Linked DNA regions of Homo sapiens: regions 2 and 3 are each linked to region 1. Evidence: chromatin contacts called from ENCODE Hi-C or POLR2A ChIA-PET data. All regions are on one chromosome and are shown on one strand. The core of a region is the stretch at or near the end of the contact, and the rest is flanking DNA. Distances in the headings are between cores, read along the strand shown.

The links. Hi-C counts contacts between places; a loop is a spot of excess contacts on that map. ChIA-PET counts read pairs that join two places held with the same protein, here RNA polymerase II (POLR2A). Pooled maps may share reads with other maps.
Region 2: a loop to region 1 is called in a map with no recorded cell type, with 17 times the contacts of the local background. The contact joins the promoter of RIPPLY3 here to the promoter of DYRK1A in region 1. A Hi-C loop is called at or near these places in 9 of 37 single-sample maps with no recorded cell type and 7 of 50 pooled maps. POLR2A ChIA-PET finds 5 or more read pairs at or near these places in 2 of 52 experiments (H1 and HEK293T).
Region 3: a loop to region 1 is called in a map of PC-9, with 6 times the contacts of the local background. The contact joins the enhancer-like site here to the promoter of DYRK1A in region 1. A Hi-C loop is called at or near these places in 6 of 168 maps with a recorded cell type or tissue (GM12878, PC-9, ascending aorta and 3 more), 4 of 37 single-sample maps with no recorded cell type and 12 of 50 pooled maps.

What each region holds. Positions count from the first base shown.
Region 1 is chr21:37,364,671-37,369,771 of GRCh38, reverse strand. DYRK1A (dual specificity tyrosine phosphorylation regulated kinase 1A) reads right to left here and starts at 2,999. Exons shown (of 12, transcript NM_001347721.2): 1 at 2,144-2,999. RefSeq lists silencers at 1,497-1,776, 1,887-2,026, 2,267-2,346, 2,537-2,686, 3,267-3,576 and 1 more and enhancers at 1,689-2,613, 3,927-4,006, 3,538-4,463.
Region 2 is chr21:37,004,414-37,009,514 of GRCh38, reverse strand. RIPPLY3 (ripply transcriptional repressor 3) reads right to left here and starts at 2,813. Exons shown (of 4, transcript NM_018962.3): 1 at 2,639-2,813; 2 at 1,292-1,358. The coding sequence starts at 2,742. RefSeq lists a silencer at 2,639-2,748 and an enhancer at 2,972-3,472.
Region 3 is chr21:37,657,188-37,662,288 of GRCh38, reverse strand. All of the region lies in intron 3 of KCNJ6 (potassium inwardly rectifying channel subfamily J member 6), which reads left to right. All of the region lies in intron 1 of KCNJ6-AS1 (KCNJ6 antisense RNA 1), which reads right to left. Among named protein-coding and RNA genes, the nearest start is that of KCNJ6-AS1, 140 kb to the right of the region's middle. Within about 2 kb of position 3,153, at least 10 of the 41 ENCODE cell types and tissues checked have a DNase peak (open chromatin) inside an H3K27ac peak, as active enhancers do; they include PC-9, ascending aorta and endothelial cell of umbilical vein, where a contact is called at or near this core.

The DNA.
Region 1 (5,101 bases), core at 1,750-4,249:
TCCATTTCCCACCCCTACCAATAATTACCATTCATTCAGGTCTATTCCTTCAAATATTTTTTCAACACCCACCAGGTAAAAAGGAGTGTGCCTTCATGGCGCAAACACAAGGGGTGACCCTTCCTCCTGCAATAATCTCTGAGCTTATGCCTCTCGAGGTAAAAATGAACTTTTTACAAGAGAACTTTTTACTAGTCTTAACAAGAGAACTAGGTGTAGACATTGACAGAAATCCTTAACTTTCTGGCATGGTTTGAAGTATAAATAAATTTGGACAGCTACCATAAACACCACTGCTATACCAGGGAAAATCCTCCAAAGTACTGGGATACCTGAAGTATGCGTAAAAAATCTTGACTATAATCAAGTAAGCTTTTTTCATAACCAGTTTCTTTGAAATGATCTTCTGCAGCTTAAAACCTTAACACATGAAACTTTAGTTCTGGTCTCACATTTTTAAAAGTCTACTTGAAAACAATATTATCCTAAAGTAACTGATCAAGACATGAGAAATTAAACAACACAAAAGCTAAAGGTAATTCCCCTGAGTTATTAAAACACCTCAAAATCAAAATGCTAAATATATTCATTAATACTTTGGACACATAAACTATAAAAGGGTCACAGAGGAACCCTTAAGCATTCAAAGAATAACTAAAAATAACTTTACACAAAACTTTCTTATGACTCATCAATACTCAAAAAATGACTATAATCAAAATTGTTTGAAGTACAAAACACATCAAGGAATATCTTTAATTCCTTTCATTCAAAAATTGACTACATAGTTTTCTTGGGGGGGGAAAGGCCTGAAAAGTTTATTAACAGGCCTCATCACCATTACCTTACCTTTTGGCCTCGGCAAGCCACAAAGGTAATTCCACGCTAAAAACCTTACGGGGACACATCTCTAGGTTAGAACCCTGAGTCATTAAACACGAATCACTCCAAAATTTGCCAGTATTTCTAATAATGAGTTACACCCTAATGATTCACAACTCCAGACTGGCTACAGCCTTCTGGCTCCTGGAGTCCCAGCTGTATGACCTTAGACCAGTCAGTGCCCCTCTCCAGACTCACTCTCCTCATCTATAAAATGGGAACAGTTCCTACCGGCTGGGCAAGCTGGTCGATCCACTGAAAACCCTAAAAACAGAGCCTGGCACTTGTGAAAACAACGTTCTAAGGCGTATTTTCTGACAATTTGGGCGGAATTCAAGAACCAAATGGTGCTAGCATTCCTGCGCTGTGCCCAGATTATGGGATTCGTGTCACCTAGGGTTGGGCGAAAGGCACAGGCAAGTAACCAGAGTCACTGACTCACTAATTTTACCATTTTTAACTATTTCAGATTAGGGAGGAGCCTTTCGCCAAGTACTGAGCTACTCAGCAGCTTTGGTGGCTCCGAAGCGAGAGTGGGTTTGTGCCTATAAATAGACTGGTGAAGTTTTGTGGCGATACACAGGTATCTATTCTAATTCACCTCTCCTCAGCCACCAACTCCCCCGGCTGCCGGGCAGGTCATCCCTCCACCCCGAGCCGCCGGGGACACTCGCGCTCCCCGCCCAACTTCGGAGGCCAGTGAGTGCCCCTCGCTCCAGCGCGGACCCCCAGGGCCGCCGAGGCAGCGGCTCCCGACCTTCGCCGGCGCCCGGCCCGGCCCGGCCCCGCCGTCCTCGCCCACCCGGCAGCCGGCCCCATTTTCTTAACCCGTGCATTGTCCTTGCGAATCACCCCGGCGGTTCCCACACTGGTGGGGACCGAGAGGAGGGACGAGGGAGGAGCTGGGGGAAGAGGATGAGGAGGAAGAGGAGGAGGAGGAGGAGGAAGACAACCTCCACCCCTTCGCTCGGGCGGCCAGTGAAGGTCTGGCGCTGTCTACGGCCCCCCAGGCCCCGGCTCCCGGGAGGCCGCGGCCCCCGCTCCCACCCTCCGCAACTTTCCCTCCGCTCGCGCCCGCCGCTCCTCCGGGACCCGGCCTGAGGCTCCCTCCCCCGGCGGCCGGCCCTGGGCCCGCGGCGCCTCCTCCTAAAATGGCAGGTCCCTCCCTCCGCCCGGCCGGCCTCGGCTCCGGCCCGGCTGCGGGCCGCCGGGGGAGCCGAGCGCCAGGCCGGGCGGGGCCGCGGCCGGGCCGGACACTCACCGGGACGATGGCGGGGCGCTCGCGCCGCTTCCTCCGGTGAGTCTCAGCCTCGGGCTCCCGCGCCGCGCTCCCGCCGCGGCCTCCGCAGCCAGCGCCGCCCCGGCAGCCTCTCTCCGCCCCCGGCGCTCCGGCTCCTGGCCGCGCCGCAGCCTGCTCAGTCTCTCCTCGGCTCGCGGTTCCAGCGGCGCCCGGGGCCGGGGAGGCGACAGCCCCCTCCCCGGCAAATACCGCAGTCCCCGGGCCCCGATTCCAGGCGGCGGGGCCGCACGGCCGGCCCGGCGCAGAGGGCGGCGTCGGCGAGGCCGGGCGCCGAGCGGCGGCTGCTGCCGGCGGCTTCTTCCCGAGGAGGATTTTGTAAATCTCACAAAATGGCGCGCGCTCCGAACCTGCGCAGCGAGAAGCGCCGGGGCCCGGGCGGCGGCGGCGGCTCCTCCGCCAGGAGAGCCCGAACCGCCCGCCCCCGAGTCCCCGCACAGACAGACAGACACTCGCACACACCCGCACACTCGCGCGCACAATCGCCCTCGCACACGCTCCCTCGCACACACACTCGCACTCACACCGGTCCCGCCTGCTCGCCGGCGGCGGCAGCGGCACCAACAGCAGCAGCAGGAACAGCAGCAGCAGAAGCGGCGGCGGCGGCGCCCGCACCCCCCGCTCGGGGTGTCCGCTCTCTGAGGCCGACCTGGGCCGCGATCAGCAGCAGCGACAGCAGCAGTCTCCCCGGATACCCCCGCCGCGGTTGCCGCCGCCACCCCCGCCTCACTCCAATGGGGCTTTTTATTATTATTCGGGCGGGAAGCGAAAGGGTTTAAAAAAAAACCAACCAACAAAATGGCGACGGACCGACCCGGTCGCTATAGCAACTGTCAATCAAAACGCAAAACCCCGGCTGACGTGCTGACGTCCTCCTCCCGCCCCCCAGCCCCGAGCCGGCGGGCGGGGCCTGTTGCTCAGGTAACGGCAGATTCCGTTCCCTCCTTTCCGTCTCCCCCTCTGTCCCCAGCCAACCACCCAACCCCCTCAGGTCACGTGAAGGATAAATTCGGAGCTCGGGTCCGCTACGAGTGTCAGAGGAGGGCGCGTGATTCGCCCGGGGGAGGGGAGAGGAGGGGGACGGCTAGGCCGAGGGAGGGTAGGGGCTGGGGAAGGGGGGGCGAGGCGGCGGCCAGGCCTGTGCGCGATCGCCCGCCGCCTCCCGGCCGCCCCGCCCCGCCCCGCGCCCGCGCCGACTGCGGCCCGGGGAGCGCGCGCGGCCTCCCGCGCCGCCGCCCCCGCAGCCCTAGCGCCCCGCGCTTCCGCGTCGGCGCCCGCAGCCCCGCCCGCGCCGGGGGGAGGGGCGGGCTGCCCCGGGCGGGGGAGGGGGAGGAGGAGGGGCGCCGCGGCCTTCGGGCGGGGACCCGGGAAGCCCACCCCGCGCGCCCGGGCCTGGAGGGCTCTCACCGCGGTCCGGGCGCCGCGCTCGCCTCTCTCCCCGGGAAGCGCGGCGGCCGCGACCGTCCGCGCGTGGAGCCGGTTCTTCGAAGGGCTGGCGGGCCTCCTAGCCGGAAAATGCCGGCGGAGGCCGTGGTGGGGGCGGGGAGGAGCCACCGCCGCGCCCCAGACATCGCAGGAATTCCGGACGCTGCGCCGGGCCCGGCGGCCCTGAGGCTGGCACCTGGCTCCGGTCGGGCCGCCCAGGTTTTGTGGCGCCCGAGACCAGCGTTGGGAAATTAGGCTGGAGCCATCATGAAAACTTTTTCAGGCAGTGCACGCTCGCCTGTGCCTGCCCATCTGCTTCCAACCTCTCCCCACCTTTCGGGGCGCAGCCTGCCTGCTCCATCGGAATGCCCTTTAGATGAATCCCCTTGTGCTGTTACTGTGTCCTTGTCGTCCAGCTCTCTGGTTTTCTTTTCTATACACCTTCTCGGTTTCCAGAGTCTTAATTCGCCTGCTTGTCCTTAACCATCAAAACTCTTTATTAATATCCTGGCTTTCGCTGATTTTTATTCTCCCTACCCCTTCTCCCTAGCTATGTATTGCTGGGTGAGCTCCCGAGGCTTGAAAACCCAAGTATGCTGTGCTGGCTGCGTTGTAATCGGTAGAGAGCCACCAGCTAAAAATTGTATTTTGTACCAACTCTAATGGCATTTAATAAATGTATACCTAAAAAGAGTGTGTGTGTATATATATACTATTTTACAGCAGAGTCACTAATTGATTTCTAAGCTTGATTTTGCCACCTTGTGATAGTGTTCGTAACCAATTTTTTTCATAAATTTCACAAATGTGACAACAGATAAAATCTTATAAACAATATTAGATGTAAAAAACTCGCAGTAAATGCCGCTGTCTATGCTACATGACTCAAATACACCTGCTTTAAATGATTTCCAGCAAAAATGTCCTTGCTACAGTTACTAGGACATTGATATACTAAGGTAACCATTCAGATTAGCACAGACTTTGAAAGAAATCCGACTAAACCGAAAATAAATTAGTCAAAAAGTAATTACTAAGGTAACCATTCAGATTAGCACAGACTTGGAAGAAACCTGACTAAACCGAAAATAAATTGGTCAAAAAGTGGTCGGGCAAATAGCTTGCTTTCAGGCTGATCTCCATGATATAAAAAAGTTGCCGTAGCTGGCAAAAGTTCTTTCGGATTATTGTTTCAAAATTGCCCTGCTAGTGTGATTAAGGTCCACGGTCAACTTAATTGTTTTGAAGAAAGAGGAAGTGGCCCAGAGCGCCCCTTATTCAGAGGAGAGGTCCCTACCTGGTTCCTCCCAAGCTCAAGCTTCCACCTATACAACCAACTTCTTCCTCTCTGCTTGTGGGTCTCCTTCCTGCCCCCACCCCATCCCACCCCATTCACCAAGCTTTCGCTTCTATCAGAGCACATCAGCATTTGCAACCTTTAATACTAAATTAAATTTGACTCAAATTTTTATTCCTGGTAATGGAAGAAACTTGTAT
Region 2 (5,101 bases), core at 1,564-4,063, 360 kb after region 1:
TATAAATAATCGGGGACTAAAAATCATCTCTTGTTAATTGATTTATCTTTTATCTGCTTCCTTCTTTGAAGTAAATTAAAATTCCCAATATTCAGATTAATTTAATAAAGTCGTGTAAATATCAAAATACGGTGAAGGTCTGTTTTCCCACAATCAAGTTTTCTTACCATATTACAAATAACTGCACGTTAGTCCATATAACACGTGTTACGTAAATTCAATACATGGTCTTTCCCAGCCTAATTCTTCAGTGTTTTAAGAGTCATCAAAAAAAAAAAAATTAAGTAAAAGTCATCAATTTATATTTTAAAATGTAACAAAGGAAAGGTAAATTCTATGAAAGCAAGTCATTACATCAGTAAGTATAAAGCAACTGAGTTACCAATGCAGAGTAACAAAAGAATGGTGGAGGTCATTAATCTTGCCCACAAAGCCCTCTGCTTGAGTGTATTTGCTCAGACAACATGAGATACCCCAGGAGTGCTTGACGGGGCTGAAAGTGCTTCAGAAAGGGCCAGACGCGGGGTGGGGGCTTTTAACGGCAACTCTGGGCACCTCAGATGGGGCTCAGTCCTATTTGCTCTGTGGCACCGGCCCAACGCTAATGGTGCTCTAAGCTTTTCTCCAAGGCAAGCGATAGTGGCAGCCTCTCCCCTCCCCTCCCGACCTGTTGCTTTGCAGAAGAAACCGCAACAGGGAGGACATTCCTTATAATTCCCATGAAACGACTACGGTTTTTTTTTTTTTTTTTTTTTTTTGAGATGAGTCTTGCTCTGTCGCCCACACTGGAGTGCAGTGGCATGATCTCGGCTCCCTGCAACCTCCGCCTCCCGGGTTCAAGCGATTCTCCTGCCTCGGCCTCCTAAGTAGCTGGGATTACAGGCGCCTGCCACCATGCCCAGCTAATTTTTATATTTTTAGTAGAGACGGGGTTTCGCCATCTTGGCCAGGCTGGTCACGAACTCCTGACTTCAGGTGATCCACCCGTCTCGGCCTCCCAAAGTGCTGAGATTACAGGCCCGAGCCACCGCGCCCAGCCTACGATTATGCTTTTATAGTGGGTATGCTTTTTTAGGAAGGAGAAGCCACCAGGAGCCCAATCTATAATGCGAGTCAGGTCTGATTAACACCTTACTCATTCAGGTTCCAACTCCCAGACCCCGAGGCGCTCCTGGGTTAGACGCCCAAGGGACGGCCCTGCGCAGAAGGCCATTCACGGTCCCTGTATTTTAAAAGACGATGCCACTTTCTGGCTGGAAGGGTTACCTACAACGCCCGCACTGAACCTTACCGGCCTTCCAGTTCTGGTCAGCTCAGCATCTCCAGGTGTCTGGATCCAAGGTCGCCACGGCGCGGGGCTGGAACGGCAAGCGCCAGGAGAGAGTGAACCCTGGGCACTTCTGCTGCCTTCAAACTATGCCATGAGAGCTATTCTTAGTTCCAGTGTCTGCCTGAAAAAGAGGCACCGGACCCCCCAGGAACTTTCCCTGGAGTTCTCAGGGCTGTGGATAAATTACTGTCATTTGTGTTTTTTCTCTCCTGCTACGTCCCCAGTTCTCTGTCTCCAGTTAAGCTTTGAGAAGGGAGGTCCCGAATCTCACACAATTATCAGGGAACCCATTAGTTGAGAGATTTCTCTCCCTGCAAATCCTGGCTGAATTGTTCAATTCGGGGTTCCCCAACTATAGCTGTCTACTTTGTCCCCGGTTAATTTCAATCACACCACCTTGGTCACGGAAGGAGATTGATTCTACAGAGATGATTTTACAGAGTTGTAGGATGAAAAACAAACAAACAAAAAAAGGGGGCTGGGCGCGGTGGCTCACACCTGTAATCCCAGCACTTTGGGAGGCTGAGGTTACTGGATCACTCGAGGTCAGGAGTTCGAGACCAGCCTGGCCAACATGGCGAAACCCAGTCTCTACTAAAAATACAAAAATTAGCCGGGCGTGGTGGCAGGCGCGTGTAATCCCTGCTACTCAGGAGGCTGAGGCAGGAAAATCGCTTGAACCCGGGAGGCGGAGGTTCCCGTGAGCCGAGATCACGCCATTGCACTCCAGCCTGGGCGACACAGTGAGACCCTGTCTCAAAAAAAAAAAAAAAAAAAAAAAAAAGAGGGAATCTTTCTCCTGCCTGGCTACCTGGCCCATCCGGCCTACCCGGTCCCTTCCCTACCTCCCTGGCTAATTTGATTTCCTACAACGTTACTGTCTTTAAAAGGGTTGGTGCCCAGGGACAGCGAACGCCGAGCCCCCAATCCAGGGACAACAGAAACGGCTACCGAGAAAGTAGCAAGGTGAGAGATTGCCTTTGCAAGGCTGGCTTAGGAGCCCGAGACTGCAGTGTCCCCGGCTGGCTAACTGAGATCTCCTCTACACGGAAGCGTCGGCCCCTTTCCTGGCCAGCTACATCCTGGGCCTCCGCACTTCAGAGCTGTGCGTTGGAACCGGAGAACTGAGCGCCCCTCCCGGGAACCCGGCTGCCGGCTCAGGAGCTTGCTTGGCGTCGCCGTCGAGCTCCGGAGCTCCGCTGGGGATCGGGGGTTCAGCAGCGCCCCAGCCTCCCGCTCGCTGCGCTCCCCGCACCGCCACCGCGCACGCCTCTCAGCGCGTCCACCGGGGCGCGGGGCCACCCTCACCTCTCCGGCCCGCGCGGTGGCGGAGGCCTCCAGGGAGCGTCCCCGGGGCAGTGACAGCCGCGCCCCCGCGCCTTCCGGGCTCCGGCCGCCGCTTCGGGCTCCATGGTGCCGGCGGAGCCCGCGCCCCTTGCTGCGGCGCCGGCCTACGAGCGCGCCTAGATCCACTCGGGCTAACGCGCTCACCTACCCGCGCGCCAGGTTTAAAAACGGGGGCGGGGCGGCGCGGGCAAGCGCTGGGAGGGGGCAGGACCCGAGGAGCTCCGTGAGGGGTGCGGAGGGGGCCGCAGGGTACGAAGGAAAAGCCCGGGTCGGAGGAGCGGAGGGGACCAGAGAAGTTCCGGGAGGGGACCAGGGAGCCGGGGATGGGGAGGAGACGAGAAAAGCTCAAGGAGGTGGCGCCGGGTGTCAAGGAGGGGGGTCCGGCAGGCCCGGGCAAGGGTGGGGACGGGACAAAGAAAAGTCGGGGAGGGGGCACCAGAGAAGGGGTGACCAGAGGATGGAGGTACCAGGGATTGGGGCCACGAGCTCGGGCTGGAGACAGCGGGAAGTGACCCAGGAACCCGGGAGAGGAAAGCGAGGCCCGCGGGCTAGGGGCGTTTCCGTCGGGCGCACTCCCTCGGGGACTGGGGGGACCTGCGCTCACCTGCTGGGCTTCCCCTGCCGGATGTGGGATGTGAGGAGTCCCGGCTTCTCCGTCCCTCTGTGGTCCCCGCGGCCTCGGGCTTTGGTCCTGTGCGAGCATCGGATTCCCTGGGTTTCCGGAGAATCTCGCTTCCACCGCCTTAGAGCGGCAGCGGGTCTTCGGGGACATCTACCGAATCCTCGGGTCCGCGTGCACCGGCCTTGCCTTCGGTGCTGGACAGTGGGCTCCCGGACGCCCCGACGCCAGGGCTCGAACCCGTGGCGAAGCGGGTGGGGTGGGGCGCGGCGACCCTTCCAGGAGACAGAAGGCCAGGAATGGAACCGAGCAAGAGGGGTGCTACGAGCGCACCCTTCCCACCGATGGCGGCCTTGGAAAGAATGCGAATTTTTAATAAAGCCTGGAGCGGCGGGCTTCTCCTTCGGTTAGCCCCAGCCAGGCTTAGAAAGGGCCTCCCGACCAGCAGAAGCGACCTTGCCCGACCCTGGGGACACTTCCCCGGGCGTCGCTGGAGCGCCGCTGCCACCATCACCAGCGCACGGCCAGGGTGGGAGAAAGCGGTTTCACACGTAGAGCACTGCGACAGAACACCGAAGGCGCTGGAGGGCCTTCAACTACCCCGGGCTCCTCAGGGGTAGTTACTTTATATAATTTAAGTTACTGTGATGGATGTTAAAAAATCGAAGAACTAGGCCAGGCGCGGTGGTTCTCACCTGTAATCCCAGCACTTTGGGAGACCGAGGCAGGTGGATGGATCACTTGAAGTCAGGAGTTCGAGATCAGTCTGGCCAATATGGTGAAACCCGTCTCTACTAAAAATAAAAAAATTAGCCGGGCGTGGTGGCAGGCTCCTGTAATCCCAGCTACTTGGGAGGCTGAGGCAGGAGAATGGCTTGAATCTGGGAGGCGGAGGTTGCAGTGAGCCGAGAGTGTGCCACTGCACTCCAGCGTGGGAGACAGAGAGAGATTCCCTTTCCAAAAAAAAAAAAAAAAATCGAAGAACTTCCGCAAGGCGCGGTGGTTCATGCCTGTAATCCCAGCACTTTGGGAGGCCCAGGCGGGTGGATCACTTGAGGTCGGGAGTTTGAGACCAGCCTGGCCAACATGATGAAACCCCGTATCCACTAAGAAAAATACAAAAAAATAGCCGGGTGTGGTGGCGGGTGCCTGTAATCCCAGCTACTTGGGAGGCTGAGGCAGGAGAATCGCTTGAACTCGGGAGGCAGAAGTTGCAGTGAGCCGAGATCGCGCCAGTGCACTCTAGCCTGGGCAACAAGAGCCAGACTCTGTCTCAAAAAAAAAAAAAAAAAAAAAATCGAAGAACTTCAGACATTAAAGTGTTTTCACATTTTTTTAATTAAGATTTTGAGCAACAATAATTAAATCTAAATAAAGGCAAACATTTAAGAGGGGGGAATTAATGGGAGGAGGCTAGAAGGAGGCAAAGAACATTAGTGGGCCATATTGCAACAATAAGGTACCATATTTAATCTAAATGCAGAATGGGGTTTTACAAGAACACTGGGCAGGGCGCGGTGGCTCAATCCTGTAATCTGCACACTTTGGGAAGCAGAGGCAGGCAGATCACTTGAGGTCAAGAGTTCCAGACCAGCCTGGCCGGAGTGGTGAAACCCCGTCTCTACAAAAATACAAAAATTAACCAGGCGTGGTGGAGTGGGCCTGTGGTCCCAGCTACTCAGGAGGCTGAGGTGGGAGGATTACCTGAGCTCGAGGAAGTTGAGGCTGCAGTAAGACATGATCACACCACTGCAGCCCAGCCTGGGCCACAGAGTGAGACGCTGTTATTTTTCTCAAATATATAT
Region 3 (5,101 bases), core at 1,904-4,403, 290 kb before region 1:
CAACACACACTCAGGCCTGTCAGGGATGGGGATGGGGAGGGAGAGCATCAAGAAAAACAGTTAATGCTTGCTGGGCTTAGTACCTAGGTGATGGGTTGATAGATGCAGCAAACCACCATGGCACACATTTACCTATGTAACAAACCTGTACATCCTGCACATGTATCCTGGAACTTAAAATATAAAAATAAAAATAAATAAAATTTTCTCTGATCACAAGACTGCAAGGATTAAATTGTTTTCTTCTAGATAGTTATTATAACATAAGCAGAACGCAAATGATCAAAACATAAATATATTAAGTTTTGGTAAATAATTTTTAAGTACAAATAGTAAAATTTTATTAGAATTATGTCTCTTAGGCTGGGCGCAGTGGCTCAAGCCTGTAATCTCAGCACTTTGGGAGGCCGAGGCAGGCAGATCACGAGGTCAGGAGATCGAGACCATCCCAACTAACACGGTGAAACCCCGTCTGTACTAAAAAAAAAAATAGAAAAAATTAGCGGGGCATGGTGGCCGGCGCCTGTAGACCCAGCTACTCAAGAGGCTGAGGCAGGAGAATGGCGTGAACCTGGGAGGCGGAGCTTGCAGTGAGCGAGATCGCGCCACTGCACTCCAGCCTGGGCGACAGAGAGAGACTCCAGTCTCAAAAAAAAAAAAAAAAAAAAAAAAAACTATGTCTCTTAAGGAAATGGGTGGAGCTTCTAATTTTTTTACATGTAGCTATAGATTAATATGACTTACTGGTAGTCTAAGGCAGGATTCAGCATTACTTCTGTTCCAATCTTTATTAGTTTAGATATATGCACTTATGAACATTATTCTCAAAATTACAGAAAAGGGAAGAAATGAGTATTGATGTAGCACATCACTCTGTTCTATGAACCCCTTTGGAGTCATTTGTTATTAAAAATCACGTGCTGATTAATCATGGAAAGTTATTTTAAATTACCCATAAGCTGTTTCCGTTTTGTTAAAAGCAAATAATTAGAACCCACCTATCTTACAAAAGTTACTAGTCATTTGTTACTAGTCATTATAGACAGTCACATTCTCACTTTCAAGGAATTATACCAAAAGGTGGGAGTGGGGAGGGGGTCTTATCAACAGTTATCAAATAACTATTAATCTGTTACTCATAGTTAGAAAAGCCTCTTTTAGCCTGATATCCTGTGAAAATTTCAGAAACATAGAGATAGTATGAATTTCAATAGACCCTTGCAAAAAAAGTTGAATATGGATTTACAATATTCAATTGTATTTTGGCCAAAAGATCATGAAAGTGTTTTCCCTGTAAATGTTGAAGAAACTAAGACACTATCTTACCTCTATCCTATGTGACTTTCTGTCAGAGATGTTCCATCAATCTGCTTAGGTGTGCACATTTTCACTTTCTCAACCTTAAAATCATGCAAATGATCCAACCAAGGCACAGACGGGGACACCGATGGGAGACAGGCCTTACCAAGATTAGCGGTGTCAATTAAGGCCAAACGGGTGCCCTCTGGTGCAGTGCCTGGCCCGCAGTAAGCGTGCTCTCCAACAAGCTCCCTCCAGCCCTGGTGGTGAGCATGACAGCAGCATGCTCTGAACCTCATGGAGAGTCCCAGCACGCCTTCTCCCCATCCCAAATTATTTCTAACACAGGTACGCCAGTGAGGTGTGTGTTTGCTGCCTGGGTGACATGAGCTACCATCGTCTACAAGTCTTTGTTTGGTCCTTATGGGAACAATGCATTCTGTGGCCATAGTAGGGAATGGAAGGGGCAAGGTCATTAAAGGAAAATCAGCATCCCATGTGCTAGCCCACTCTACAACTCAAATGAATTCAGAACCTCACAGCTGGGCCAGAACACCCCACGACCAGTGCTTCCCATTCAGGGTAGAGCATGGGAGAGAAGGAGAGCCCCGAAGCCAGCCTGGGGCACATGATGCCACTATTAGAAGGGTGTCCAACAGCACTGATATTTCTTATCTCTCGCCCCTTTGTCTAGGGCCTTGCACCCTGTGGCAGGAATCCTGGTAAAACATGGCCTTTCTTGGTCAAGTTGGAGGGGACCAGTTGTGAAAGAAAAAAGGAAGAGAGTGTAGGTGTGTGCCCAGGCAGGTGCCTCTTGGGAAAGCTGCCTGGACAGTGAGCTCTGCACGTGAGTCTCACCCAAGCTGCTGTGCCAAGTCCCCAGGAAGTGGGCACACCAAAGCCACCTGAGGTCATGGGGTTAGCACCTGCCCCAGGGCAGCCTCCCTCCAGCATTCCTGCAGCTCTCTGGACTTTGGCATCCTCTTTTGACCTCTGAACACTTCCCTTTCTTTTTAACTTTGTCATGTGCAGCCATCTACATTTCTGAAATATAGCCAGCATTTTAAACATTACAGAGGGAGACAGTTTTCTGAGTTCTCTAGACAGCCATGTTGCCAGAGATGATAGTGATGGGTAGTTTTATAAAAGGTTTTGAATCACTGCTCATTGGAGAGGGCATGAAGAAGCCAAAAGTGGACAAGGTTGAATCCTGAAGCAGCAAACGTTAGAAAGAGTCATATCTATGGAGGCTTCAGGTATCAGGGATGATTGTGGTCCAGGCATTGGGTCAAGGCAAGTCCCACATCAGATGGGGAAATTGAGGCTATAGCCCTGTACCCACTCAGACTCCTGAGTACCCCAGGTCGGGGGGATCTGAGGCAGTGGCTGGAGCCAGCAGCCTGCCCTCCAGCTAGACTGCATTTCTGCTCTTTCCTCTGCCCTTCCCTCTTTTAGTTTTCCGCTCTTCTTTCTCTTTTTCCATTCTCATCTTCTTCTCTGTCACATCTCAGACCTGCCCAAGGAGGGCTGGTAGCATCTGAAGCACTTGGGGTTGCAAAGGACCTGCCATGTGTGAGGGGTTGCCACAGGCCCCTACTCCACCACATCAAGGGCTTTGCTGTCCGCGAGGATGTTCTGAGACATGGGGCTCACCCTGCCTCCCTTGGGTCACACCTTTTGGTGCATGTCCATGACTTATTTGGTGCTCAGTTCGTGGTCAGGAATGCAGCCTCACAGTGACACATCGTTCTTGTGGAACAACATGATCTGATCTGTGATTCAGTTTCCAGGAGTTCCTGGAAAAAAAAGAAAAACAGGGACTGCGTGGAACTCTTCTTCTGGACTCCACCAGGGGCCCTGAGAGCACAGTTTTGACACAGGTGCAGTAAGTTCTTAGCAACTGAAGCCCTTACAAAGTAGCAAAGCATTCCATGCTGGGAAACTTCATTTTAAAAACATCTTGTTTGAGAAACGAGTTAGGAGTGTTCCCAACTTGGCTTCCAGCTAATGTAAACACTGAAAACAAATTAATCATTTGGAGAAAGAGAACAAGGAGTTTAATGTTTTGAAGTGTGGGAGCCAACATTTCCAGATGGACTCTTCATGTGTTGGGGTCAGAAAGGAAAGAGGACCAGCCTGGGCATTGGAGGATCTGGGTAGCCCTGGGCTCCGCTACTGGCCAGCTGAATGGCCTGGGGCAAAGGACCACTGCCTCTGTTTCTTCACCTGCAATAAGAGGAGTGAGGAACGCCCTCTGAAGTCCCTTCCACCCCAGTGAGCCAGCACTCTTGGCCTCAGCGTCCCTTCCCCTCCTGTAAGCGCTGCCTCTGGAGCTTACATTGCCTAGTGTGCACTTGGGAGAGTGAGCAAAGTATCTGGGTATATTTTCTCTTTTCATCTATTCTGCAGACAAGCCAAAAAAGGAAAAAAAGGAAAGAAAAAATCTCTCTGTATCACCACCACCCATTTCTTCGGGGCTTTCTAAATCTATCACAAAGTTGCCTGCTAACATCGCTTAGCCTGCTTGCTGCAACATTCTAGCAAATGAAAAGCTCTTCTCAGATGTTCTGCACTGCAGATATTTCAGGACCCATTTTAAATGGCTGCAAAGCAGCAGAAACTTGACAGAGAAATTCCCCCACGTGGGTAGGCATTTCCAAGAAACCTCAGTTTTCTCATCCAAGCTAAATCGCAATGTCATGCTCGTCTTCAGGGACCAAATACTTCCATCTCTCCATTTAATTCACTGTGCGTTCCTGCTGTATGCTTGAGGTGCTCTGATCTCTTTTATTTTCCACTTAATCTCTAAAATGAATGTCTGAGTCGTGACCACTGTGAAATCAGTTAATTGAGCCCTTACTGCAGTGTTCCCTGCCCCCACCAGGTTAGAAGCAATTCTGTTCCACACAGAATAAAGTAACCTGTAAATATTTGCAGGAATAAGAGCCTCGTTTTAAGAGAAAACCCACAAACTACAAAAATGAATCTTGAAGCCTAAGACCAGCCCTGCAAGGCAAGGCAAGGAAAACCTGGGTGGCCAAAGATCTGAGTTCAAATCCCGACTCACCACTCTACCAGCTTGCAGAACCATCACTGGAAAGACACCGTCGTGAAATACTGATTTCTCAGATGCCGTCTCCCCCAGAAAATTCCCTTCATGGAGCAGGGACTTTTCTAAACCAGAGGGTGGCCTGGGCGGGTCAGTTATGAGAAATTACCACTTTCTCTACTACCTCTTCTCTAAGACCTCACTTAACTGAATTTTCATCAGGAATGATATGGGCAAAATTAGAAGACTGATTTTCACTGAGTCCAGAAAGTGAGGGGCACCCCTCTGGTTTGTTACAGGCACCCAACGATCCCAGCTGAGTCCCCAATCTCTTTGAGAGGAGGGAGAGGAGAGGAAGGGGTCCTAGTGAACCCCTGTCAAGCTGGGAGCAGGCAGCCTCAGTGCTTGTGCTACTAAGGAAGAGCAGGAACTATTTTCTGGGCACACTAGGCAGACCCTCACCTGTCTCAGAATCCCCCGTCCTTATGGCAGAGAAGGTTCCCAGGGCTCCCACTGCTGAGCCTCACCCCAGACCCACCCCTAAGGTTTTCAGGGCCAGAACAAGAGCACAAATGGGGCCCCCAGGACATGCCTCTTCTCTCCCACCCTTATCTCCTGTCTCATCCAGTGAGGGTCATTGGTGACGTGTGTAGGTTCACCCCAACCAGCTCCCCAAGTCCCATCCCCAGCTCTGCAGCCCTGAGCCACCCTTCCATGACTCTAGCCAGCACAGGCCTTGGATCAGGGCCGTTG